Linked DNA regions of Homo sapiens: region 2 is linked to region 1. Evidence: chromatin contacts called from ENCODE Hi-C or POLR2A ChIA-PET data. All regions are on one chromosome and are shown on one strand. The core of a region is the stretch at or near the end of the contact, and the rest is flanking DNA. Distances in the headings are between cores, read along the strand shown. Region 1 overlaps SH3RF3 (SH3 domain containing ring finger 3). Region 2 overlaps SH3RF3 (SH3 domain containing ring finger 3).

Region 1 (5,628 bases), core at 1,788-4,287:
AAGGCGTGATCCACACATACATGGGTGTTCATTGTAGTTTGGGTTTGTTTGTCTCCAGCAAAAATAGGTAGGTGCCTAGGTACCGGCTCGCCCTGATTTCTCTCTTCTTAAGTCTTTTTGAGGTCTTCGTGAAATTAACATCTTATAATAGAATATCTTACATTCCATTGCTGCTGGGAGTCTTGTTGCTGTGATTGTTTTGTCTCCCTAAGCCCCTTTGAGGCCAGACCTGTAACTCACAGTTGCTTCCCTTCTGGGTCCTGGCACAGGGTGGGGCCCAGGTGCTAGCTACCCTGTGCACCTGTGCAATGTTATTGGGTTGTGGTTCAGTGTTTTACAGAGCTCATCAAGCATGGGGAATGCCCCACTGACCATCTCTAAATGGGTCTAAGCTGGGAAGCTTGCAGCAGTTCTTGTATATCTGTGGCAAGACAGCTTAGTAAGTTTTTGTGAAGCCCCTTGTCCTCGCTGCCAGCCTCCCTGGGAGCTTCTGTGGGGACAGTGAGTAGCCCTGACCGCAGCCTGAGTGGCTCAGTCATCACTGGGGCCACAGCCCACCTTAAATGTTGTCAGGGCCTGGCGAAGGGGCACATGGAGCCTTGTGCCATAGTTCCTGAGGTTTGATCTCACCCTGCCCACCTTAGCCAGGCAATCCCTGCCCACCAGGTGCCCCCCACCACCTGCATAGGCAGACATCAAACTTTTTAGATTCCTCCCAAGACCTCGATGCTGGAGAGCCAGACACTAATTCAGGGCCTTTGGAGGCCCCAGCAGGGCACGCACTGGTCCTCAGCACCAGTGCACTCAGCCTTGCCAGAAAGAAGCTGCATGCATGTAGACCAGCAGGAGTCGTTGCTGATTGCCGACTGTTTTGGTAACTAAAATGGACTACCTGTGTTGGCTTTAAGCAGTAGTTGTGAAATTGTGTGTCAGGAAGAGGGCTTCCTCCACGGGTCTACCAAGTGGTCTACCACTTGCTGAGTGCAGAGCCTTGTCCTGGTCTGGATGCGACGATGGAAGGCTTAAGTGAGTCATCTCCTGAAGAGACTACTCAGGACTGGAAGTGTGTCAGCCTAGGGGCAGCTGAACACCCAGGTGGCCCTGGAGCAGGCTGCTGGAGCGTCTGGCCTGCAGCCGGTGGAAGTAACTGAGCTCCAATCTTGTGTCCAGACTGCTTCTCCCCTAGGCTCCAGCTGTTTTTCTGCTTCTCCTGTCACTCATATGGACAGTGCACTTTCCACTGAGCAGGTCAATGGCGGGGTTACTTTTACACCTAACTTTAGCTCCTCTCTGGGCCCTGCTGGTCTCAGCACGCACACCCACCCAATCCTACGGAGACAGAGTTCTCACACCTACCCTCCGCAGGGCATCTTGGGCCATCCACGTCCACCTGCCCTCCCTTCAGCGTGGCCATCACGGTGCCCTGACTCAGCTTCCAGTCCCCCGGGCTTCCATGTTCTTGTCTTCCCTTTCACTTCTACCTTTCCTGCTTGAGTAAGTTAGGCTGTGGCTCGCAAACTTCAGTGAGCATTTGAGTGTTGTCAGAAGGCCCCCAGGATGGCTAAATAGTAGAAAGGACAGCTTTACTGGTGACATCAGTTTGCAAGCCAGGAATAGATAGTCTCTGACATGGAACGAAGGTGCTCTCGCTTCGCAGAAGGGGAAGGGCAGTTGGATTTTATGGCTCGCAGGGTCTGTGTTACATAGTAGAATCAGACATGTTTAGCAGGTTTGGGGGAAAGCTGTGCATGTTTATAAGGGGAGCTGAGTGCATGTGCAATGGGCAAACATGTACGTAACACACATCTCATGTCACTTTAGGGTGGGGTTTCAGCATTAAAATGAGGTGGAATTTGGCTCTTTCCATCAACAGGTGAACTATAGGACACAAAGACAGCCTGTGCACAGCCTCCATAAGTTGCTGAAACTGGCTTGAGGTCTGCAGTTGCTTATGAGAAAGGGGTGTTTGTAAGGGCTGTCCTCTGTCCCATCAGAGTTGCAGTGGTCTGGGTTATAAATCAGAGGGGTCTGATAGCACCTATTGTTAGGGAGTTTAGCAAGAGTGTGGCTTTCTTTGTAGCCCAGGAATTTAGGAAGTTACCATGCCAGCACATAGGTAACTTTGTTTCCTTAACCATAGGGTCTGTCTTAGTTGCTGAAGGGACATCTGTTTTGGTCTCAGATAACACAAGTCATTGGGAAAGCTGCAGGCCCAGCCCAGGGGAGAGTCTGCTGCAGTGGGGCTGACTCAGCCTGGGGCTGAGGCTGCCTGCACCAGGCCCACCTGCGCCCAGCCCACTGGCCACCCACCTCCCTCAGCAGCCCACCTCCTGACCCCCGACGTGGTTGGCCTTTCCTCAGTCCTCATCTGCATGAACTCTCCACACTTAGCACATGCCCTTCCGTCTTGCAGCTGTGTCCCCAGGCCTCAGCAATCTTAAAACAGCCCCTCTGTCACCCCACACAGAGCACCCCAGTCGTCTCCAGGACCTTCCTTTGGAACACCGAGCCCTGTCACATCTTCAAATCCTTCTGGTGCATTCTAACATCCGTCTGCCACTGAATCTTCAGAACAGCCTTAGGGGAAGAGGAAGGCTCCATTCTCCTGGCGAGAGATGCAGCCAAGCCCCATCCAGGGCCCGCAGCTGATGAGCAGTTCCATGCCAGAATTTGAAGTTAGCACCCCCAATGTTCTCTGCTTTCAGGATTCCTAGTGCAGAGACATTTGGCTGTTGGATTATGAACCCTGCCCCAATCTGACCTGCAGCTTCTCCTCCCACCATCTCATTCTATGGATTAATGTGTGGACCACGCTCTTCCAGGCCCATGCTCACTTCTTTCCTGAGTGTTCCAATCACAACACTCAGGACTTGAGAGTGTGTCTGAACCTGGAGATCGGCCTTAGGAAGTACCATCCACATTTAAAGAAGTTTGGAGGAAACCGGTGTCAGATTCCATGCAGCCCTGAGGGCGGGCCCTGGCTCCGAGGCACTTGTCCCCAGGCAGACCTTGTGAGTGCTTGCAGCTTTTCAGGCATGGAAGTGAAAGCATACTTAGCTGTGGAGAGATTTGGCACTGGGTGCCTGTAGGATGACAGCAGCACTTCTTGGCTGAGGTCCAGGGCTATGTTTGGTACAGAAGAAACCATGTCTGATTTTTCAGCTGGAACCAAGCACACCCATGTGGAGTCACTGGGGGGTCATGGGGGACCCCAAACATCTTTATTCCAGAGCAGCCCATCTTTGCAGGGAGATCTATCCTACAGGTCTCGGTTGCTGTTGCTGCCTCACCCTTAGTTCTAAGACTTGGCAATGGATTATGACCAAGGTTGACACTCTGGGCCAGTTGGAATCATTCTTCTCTTGTCTTCATGCTTCTCCTCCATGGTACCTTCTGTTAATACTTTCTGTTTCCAATGGATAGGGTGCAGGCTTCTGCGGGCTGAGGCACGTTTAAGATTCGGGTCCGGGAAATGCCCAAACCGTGTGTGTGCCCTGTGGGGTACTTTCTGTAACCACCTGAATTCCACCTGTGATGCAGAATGAGAAACAGCACTGATTCCAGCTTCATTTCGTTGCTGCTCAACCCCCGCAGAGGAGCTCAGAGCTACTCTCTGTTGCTTTTATAAACGCCTCCCAAATCCTTGAAAGTGAGAGCAATTAAGAGTCTTAGTTTGAAGCTCTTGGGACATCAGCCGCATTTTCCAGACGTCCTGTTTTCAGTGATCAGTCCGTCCTTATACCCTTTAAGTAATTTCTCATCCCTCAGCCCCTTCCACCCTACCACCCCGCTGAGTCTCCAGTGTCTGTTAGGTAGAAGGTTCTGATGACAGTCTAGAGGCTTCCTGGCTGCCACAAACAGTTCCTTCAGGGCTGGCCCCTCACAAATGAAGGCAGCCCATCCTTTCCATCTCTGCTTCCATCAGAGGACCACTTGCTCCTCCCACCCTTAGGTTTCTGTTGGTGGCTTAGCCTTTGGTGGAGAGAGCACATCCCACTGCTGGGCAGGGCAGTGCCCTCCCCACAGTTCCTTCCAGGCCGCCTGGGGTCCCACGTTCATCCAGTCCTTAAGCGCCGGCTGCGGGCCAGGCCCCGGGGATGCAGCCTGAATGAAGCAGAGGAGAACCCTGGAGACCACATCTGCCAGGGAGGACACAACAGCGAAGAAAAGCAAGTCTGGAGGGGATTCTACTCTCCGTGGAGAAAGTAACACCAGGAGAGGAGGAAGGACCTGGGAGGAGGGAACTGCAGTTTTCCTGTCAGCGCTCGGGACTTGGCAGGGAAAGCGGCCTTCGGGGAGGGGCAGGGAGGGAGCAGGTCCAGGGGTGGCCTGAGCTGGCCGAGGGACTCTAAGCCAGGGTGACCAAGCAGGCAGGTGGGAGGAGAGGGGTTGGGGTCAGAGGGGCAGTGGGAAAAGGGCTTCAGGGGTTCCCGCAGGTCACTCTGAGGACATTGGCATCTGCTCTGCATTTGGGTCTGGGGTCTCTCTTCCAGGCCCCTTCTCTGCCGAGTGCCCGCGACCTTGTGCCTGTGTCCATAGACTCCTCCTGACCACGTCCTTGTCATTCCTAAGCCCACCCCCGCTTTGCTGAGGTGAACTTTGATAGTGTAAAATGCATGTGGAGGGAGCCTTCTAGACTAAAAGTTTCGAGCTCTGGTCATAGGGAACCCACAGGGTCTTGGGCCCCTGGGGATGTGGGCAGAAGGCCTCAGGGTAACTCCAACCCGATGGTTCCCATGTGGCTTCTGAGGGTCCCACTTCCCCCACAGTTCATTCTCACACAGCCATGGAACCAGGAACCATTTACTTCACTATTGCTTAAAGCCACCAGTGGGGCCCATTGCTCTTAGAATAAATCTAGACTCCTCACTGCAGTCTACCCTGTGGGTCCACCCAGCCTCACACCCTCCCTGCATGCCTGGCCCTGATCGTTGTCCCGGCATGCTGGCCTTCCTCTGTCCCTTCATCTGTCCCTTCCTCTGTCCCTCTGACAGGCCAGACCCCTGCCCACGTTGGCATCAGACAGTCGAGCAGAAGCTCTGGCTCTCTCTGTCACTCCCTGTGCCTCAGTTTCCTCATCTGTGTAATGGGAGTAATAACCTTACCCACCTCCAAGGGTTCTTAGGAGGATTAAATTGGAGACATAGTGAAGTGCACAAAACAGCGCACAAAGGGAGAAGTATGTGTTAGAAATGATTGTTAACTTAATTGTAGTTTGGGGGCCCTGCACAACCCCAGTGTCCCCTGAGTCACCTCCCATGTCACTCTGCAGAGAGCAGGAAGAAGCCCCCATGTCCTGTTGCAAAAATGCATTTTAGTAGCAGCGTGTTGTTTTTGATGCTGCAATATGAATATCCAGTCCTCTTGAAAATACAATTTGGAATAGTCTTAGGTTTCATTCGATGTGAAGGAAACAATCACTTAGAGAATGAGTTTCCTTGAACTGTCCAGGGCAAAGGAGCCTGTTTGAAATAATCAGCGCTTTTGGGAAAGGGACAACCAGTGTATTGCAGGCAGAGCCTGAGGTCAGCTGCTTGAGCATCAGAGGCAGGGAGCACCCCACACAAGCTCTCAGACCTCAAGGGGTTGGCCAAGCCTAAGCCTTTGTGTCCCAGCCAGCCCTGCCAG
Region 2 (5,628 bases), core at 1,043-3,542, 98 kb before region 1:
GTAGACCATGTCTGTGTCCTCCAGGGCTGGCAGGCAGGAGGAGGTGGAGGGGTAATGGTCCTCCTGTGAGGAGAGGAGCTATGGATGGGGAGTCTGATGGCCCCTGTAGACTCAGGTGACAGTGAGAAGGAGAAACTCAGTGTACCAATGGTGGCATTGGGGCTGGCTTGTTACTCTCCCTGGGTCCTACTCCCTCACGTGGAGGAAGGGGTGACTGCTTGGCATGGGTTGGCAAGGACTGTGTGAACTGTGTATGCAGACAGAAGGTAAGTCCAGGCTTGGCCAGGGCCAGAGTCATGGGCAGCAGCGGTGATGATGGCAGATGATCAATCCTGAAAGGTAATAAAAATGCCCAGGGTACAGCCCAGAAATGCCTGTGATAGTCCCAGAGGTGCCTGGAGCATGCCTCTGTTCGCTCCCTCCAGGCCCCAGCCTGGCAGTCTCCCGCTCTGGGTGCTTGGGCCATGGCCACAGCCTTCCCCCTACTTAAGGCCTCTGTTCCCACTCCCCACTTGTGGGCCTGCTGGACACCTGCTCCCCTGCTCCTTCCTTGCCACCCCATTGCCAGCCTCTGCCAGGCCTCACCTCACTGCGTTGAAATTGAGTGTTTTGGTGGCCAGTATTGAGCTCACAGAGGGAGTGGAGCTTTGCTCCCCTGTGGAGGAGCACTCAGAAATGCTGGTGACCACAGAGACCCCTGGTGTTGTCCACAAAGGTCTCCAGAAGAGAGTAGGGGAGGGATGGGCCACCCAGGGCCGAGGTAAGATCCTGGTGAGCAGGATGGGGGCACACTTCAGCCCCTTCCTAAAAGCTGGGGCTGAGGGAGAGCGCTGCAGGGAGCTGTACTGTACTGTGATTCAGTGCACATGGGGACCTGGAAGCAGGGGACAGTAGCCCCCTTTTGTGGTCAGAAAATTTGAGAATTGGGGATGCTAAATCGCTGGCCTGAGCCACAGAGGTGCTACGTGCTGGATTTGGGATTTGAACTTGGCTCTCTGCCTGGCTCCTTGTGTTTGTTCTCTCTGCTCCCTGGGAGGATTTGCCAGTCTTGCTGCTGAGCCACTGGGGATGCTGGGGAGTGAGTATTCTATATGCATCAGCTGGTGAAGCGCTTATCAAATGACCCCCAGATTCCATCTCACTTGGGGAGGCCGTGTTTCCGCCTCCCTCCTGTCCCCACACCTCTGCCCGTGGGTGTTTTTCCAGGAGAGCTTGCCCTGGGTAGGAAAGCCGAGGGGAGGGTGGCATTGGGCTGCCTTCTCACTTGCTGTCACCTCCCTTGTCCTGCCCCCTGGCCTTCCCAGATCCACCGTAATGAAAGACCTTGAACGAACACATCCCTCAGGTACTCAGCCCAGGGTCTTACAGAGGGGCGGTCCCAGGGGAAGGGGGTTGGGGCCTGCAGTTTTCTCAAGTGTGGTGTGACCCTCAGGAATTTCTTTTTGGTGATCTTGTCATTTTGGTGGGTGTTCATTTCCTTGAGCATCTTCACTGTATTAGTAGCCATGAGTATTACTGAAAGGCATTTTTATTCTTAAAGCATTCAGGGACTGATAGCAACCAAAATTATCAGACAAGCTGCAGGAGATGAAATCAATGGAATTTGGCAATTGTGGGGCAGGACCTTATTCCCAAAGGTGGCTGGTCTAGGGCGTGTGGACTGGGAGGCAGGCATGCAGAAGGGGACACACCCCTCCCATCACTCTCCTCTCGTCCAGCCTTGGAAGCCACTGGAGTCACATCTGCTGCAGGAAACCCTGTGTTTGAATTATGTGTGGAGCAGTCACAGGGTGGTTTTGGCTGGATGAAGGGCATAGAGTGGCATCTAGAAGTGCATGGGAGACCATTGCCAATGTCATGGGTTAGACCATGTTTTTGAGGCTTTAGTGATTTTTTTGAGACCCTTCCCAGTCTAGGCCAGGCAGATCATCTTCTGTGCACACCTCTGCAGGTGAAGTCCCCGCATGGCTAAGCACATGTGTGTGGAGTGTGTGTGCTTAAGGATGTGTGGCCTCGTGTCAGATGACATGTGTGTGGGGTGTGTGTGTTTAAGGATGTGTGGCTTCATGTAGGTTGATGCTCTTGAACGTGCTGACTTTAAAAAATCCACACTGGGCTCGTCTGCTTCCCTGATGACAGAGTTTGGGAAACTAATGAAAGACATTCTGGCCTTGTGCCATCAGAAGTGAAGTCAATGTGGGGAACAGCTGCCTCTGGGAGGACGTTGTCTGTGCGCTGTGCCGCGGGGCCTCTGCTCCATGGCCGGCCACACAGCCCTGTCCTGGAAGAGGCCCAGGCAGCTGTCACCCCTTAGCCCAGTCTGGAAAGAGCCCAGGGTCTGGAGTAGGGGTGACAGTGAGGCTTTCTATGGAAGCTGCTTTAAAGAAGGAACAAATTGAGCCTGGCACTGGCCTTCTGGTTTTGGAGACTGAGTTGCCCTGCCCTGTGCTTGCAGATCCACTCAGTGTGAAGGGCAGGACAGCTTCCCCTTTCCACACCTCCTCATAACCTCCTGGGAAGCTGCTGAAATACAGGTGTTCATGGTGGGGTTAAGCCAGCTTGTGAGTCATTAGCATGCCTTTCCACGGCCAACGCACAAAACTTTTGTCTTAATTAGACTTGAGGCACAAACCGCTGATTCTCCAGTGCAGTGTGCCTGCTGTGCCGTGCGTTTTTGTTAGTGTGTCTGGACGTGGTATTCATATATTAACAGTGCATGCTGGGGCACTTGGACTGCAGGGCAATCGCTTGCCTGGCGGTGGGAGCCCAGAGGCTGAGGTGGTGCGTCATGTTCTGGCCACGGTCAAGCCCCGGAGTGTGTCTGTGCTCTGTGGGGAGCCTAACCTGTCATCTGTGTCAGTCCTCTCTGAGTGTCCTATGGGGAAAAGTTCACTTGGGGCTCATGAAAGCTTGCTTTTGCATCTGTCCCTGAGCCTGGTCCAGTGTGAGCAAGCTGATGCCTTGTGGAACCTGGATCCAGACCTGGCAGGGTGTGAGTCTGTGTGTTAGAGAGCATCCTCCTTCCAGTCCTGGCCTTGTTGGCTTCACTGCCTCTGCGTGGCTCCAAGCCTGACCACTCCCTTCCTCCCATGCCCCCAGCGTGCCTCCTTCTACTGCATTCAGATTTTTGTCCACTCACCCGGTTTTCCTCTTTTCTGCCCTGGGTTCTGAGGGTCCATGGCCTGCAGGACAGTTTGCCTAGGATAAGCCAGGACACATCAGAGGCTGGTGGAAGCCTGATCTGCTGCTTAGAATCAATGGTGTTTCTGACATGGAGAGGTGGACATTCAGGTGCCTATCATTACATGGCAGTAGGAAGGTGCTTGGACCCTGCAGGCCTGGTGCTTTGTACCTGTGGATTTTCCAAGTCACTTTATTCAAGGATTTCATTTCACTTTCAGTTCTTAAAGTAAGGGCCTGGCAAAGGGATAGGCAGCATTCTGTTTCTCTGAGGGAGGTAATGCTCTGCCATCAGCAGATTTCCTTATGATGATGGAAAAGTGTGGTCAAGGGATGTGTTTGACCCTCCTGTAAGAAGAATGAAGGTGTGCTGCCCACGCAGTGGTCACTCCAGGGGGCCCTTGGTTGCAATTCAAAGGCAAGCAGGAACCTGGAGGCCCAGAGGGGCAAAGGGCATGGGGCTCAGGTCCTGTGGTCACTCAGCACATGCTCTCTCAGCTGCACCACAGTCCCGCACAAGGCCATCTATGCTTATCACCTGGGTGCAGAAGACCAAGTCACTAAAACCCCAGAGCCAGGGGTTTGCTCCAGGTGGGCCTGGACTTTCAGCTAAGGCCCCTTCTGGATTGGCACATGGTGAGGGGAGCTTCCACACCCATGATTCTAAATCCCAGGAGCTCTGAAGCAGGAATCTTTTCCCCCTGTTTGGCATAGCTCATCTGCTAGCAAAACCTGCTTTGAGCTACCAGGATTCCCAGTACCTTTGGGAGTGTTGGGTTTCCCTACAGAGATGTGGTGCAGAGTGGACGCTGCCCCATACCTCCCGGGAGGAGTGACATCTCACAGGGCCAGTAGCCATTCTACCTTTCCCAGATCCAAACTTCTCCAACTCTAAATTCGTTGACCGGTCTGTCCCCAGAGAAAGCAGTCAATGCTGTGAGTCTGCATCTGAAAAGACAGTGAGCATTTGTGGACCCTGCCCAGGTGGTTCCGCCATCCTCCACAGACTGGCAGCACTGAAATGGGACGTGCAACTGTCCCTGTGCTCAGCTCTGCACTGCTCTTCCCTCTCAGCAACTTTCTGATTTGCATCCATGCTTGCTCTCCATGTTTCTGTGATCTCATCTGTGACATACAGATGACAGCCATGGTATTGGCCTCATGGGGGGTTGTCCAGAGATAAAAAAGACCCAGTGATTATATGCCACAGAATTTTGCATCCAAAATTTGCATTTTAAATTTTTCCAAGGGACTTTTTTCTGCTCGGGTCTAGCGAATGGCCCCTTGGTCTCTCCTGTGTAGTGTTTTGTGGTCACAATAACCCTGGATTCCTGATGCCCTGGTGGAGAGGCGATACCAGTGTCTGCAGACCATAAGAAAGTACATCTTGACTCTGAACCACAGCTATAAATAAATTGACATGTTTATCTGTGGGCTTACAGTGACATATAAAATCTTTTCTTGAGGTGCTTAGGTATCTCTAGGCTACCTGAGATACCTAAGAGAGATACCTCCCTTCTGAGAGCACCAGGTTGGGACACTACGCTCAGGTGACTTCCATGCACCCTGCAGAGCCACCCTCCCCCTTGACCCTGTTGGTGCTGGAGACTGCATCATCTGCACTATATACCCAGGCGCAGGTGGTTGGATTTGTCCAATGGGAGGCGGGAGGGGAACTGTGAGATCAGGGTGTTCCCCTTCTGGGCCCTCCCTCGGATCCTATCAGAGGCCTCAGATCTCATCAGAGGCCCTCTGCACAGAGCTCTTCTCTGTGGCCTCTGCAGAGCTTTTTGGCCCTTCCCTTTCAGGCCTCAGATATTAAAGCTTCGCACTGTTGCCAGTTTTAGGGCGCTGCACTCTCCTGTGTGCAGTTTCCTAAACCCCACTCATAGTCCTATAGTTTTTCTTTTGCTAACTCCCCTTAGTGACCCAATTAAGTGTGCCACCTCTCTACATCCAGGACCTGCCTGTTCAAATAAGCAAGCCAGAGAAAGGTTCAAGTTCTTATTTGAAAGGCGAAGTGAGCCCTGGCATGGGCCATCCCATGGCCTTTTGGCTGACTGCCACCAGCAGGTTGAGCTGTCCCATTGTCACATCACTAGCCTTAATATAGTCTCATGCCCTGAAGTTGTCTTGTTTGCCCACAAGACAAGGCTATCAGGAAAATGCTGTGAACCTTGGTTTCCAAGAAGAACTCAAACTTAGATGCGATGTGTTTGCAGCCATTCAGAATAGGTGCAAGGATCCAAATCCCTGGGCCTCAAGAACAAAGAAAGTTAAAAACCGAGAAGACTGTCATTAACTGTAATTGCTTTTGCATAACTCCTTTCAGAGTTATTGCAGGCATGGAGTCCGGGGAGTTGCCCATAGTTCTTAATGTATTAGGGAACAGGAACACTCAGAGGTATTCTCATCTAAAGACCAGTTCACAAAGGAGGCATTTGAATG

What was found. Hi-C counts contacts between places; a loop is a spot of excess contacts on that map. ChIA-PET counts read pairs that join two places held with the same protein, here RNA polymerase II (POLR2A). Pooled maps may share reads with other maps.
Region 2: a map of cardiac septum shows a loop between it and region 1 (1.8-fold over the local background). The contact joins two enhancer-like sites. A Hi-C loop is called at or near these places in 2 of 168 maps with a recorded cell type or tissue (cardiac septum and endothelial cell of hepatic sinusoid) and 1 of 50 pooled maps. POLR2A ChIA-PET finds 5 or more read pairs at or near these places in 2 of 52 experiments (Panc1 and activated CD4-positive, alpha-beta T cell).

The regions. Positions count from the first base shown.
Region 1 is chr2:109,380,116-109,385,743 of GRCh38, forward strand. All of the region lies in intron 3 of SH3RF3 (SH3 domain containing ring finger 3), which reads left to right. It also overlaps a transcript of RANBP2 not described here. Among named protein-coding and RNA genes, the nearest start is that of MIR4266, 69 kb to the left of the region's middle. Within about 2 kb of position 3,038, at least 8 of the 41 ENCODE cell types and tissues checked have a DNase peak (open chromatin) inside an H3K27ac peak, as active enhancers do.
Region 2 is chr2:109,282,788-109,288,415 of GRCh38, forward strand. The region is part of intron 1 of SH3RF3 (SH3 domain containing ring finger 3); the gene reads left to right. It also overlaps a transcript of RANBP2 not described here. Among named protein-coding and RNA genes, the nearest start is that of MIR4266, 28 kb to the right of the region's middle. Within about 2 kb of position 2,293, at least 4 of the 41 ENCODE cell types and tissues checked have a DNase peak (open chromatin) inside an H3K27ac peak, as active enhancers do.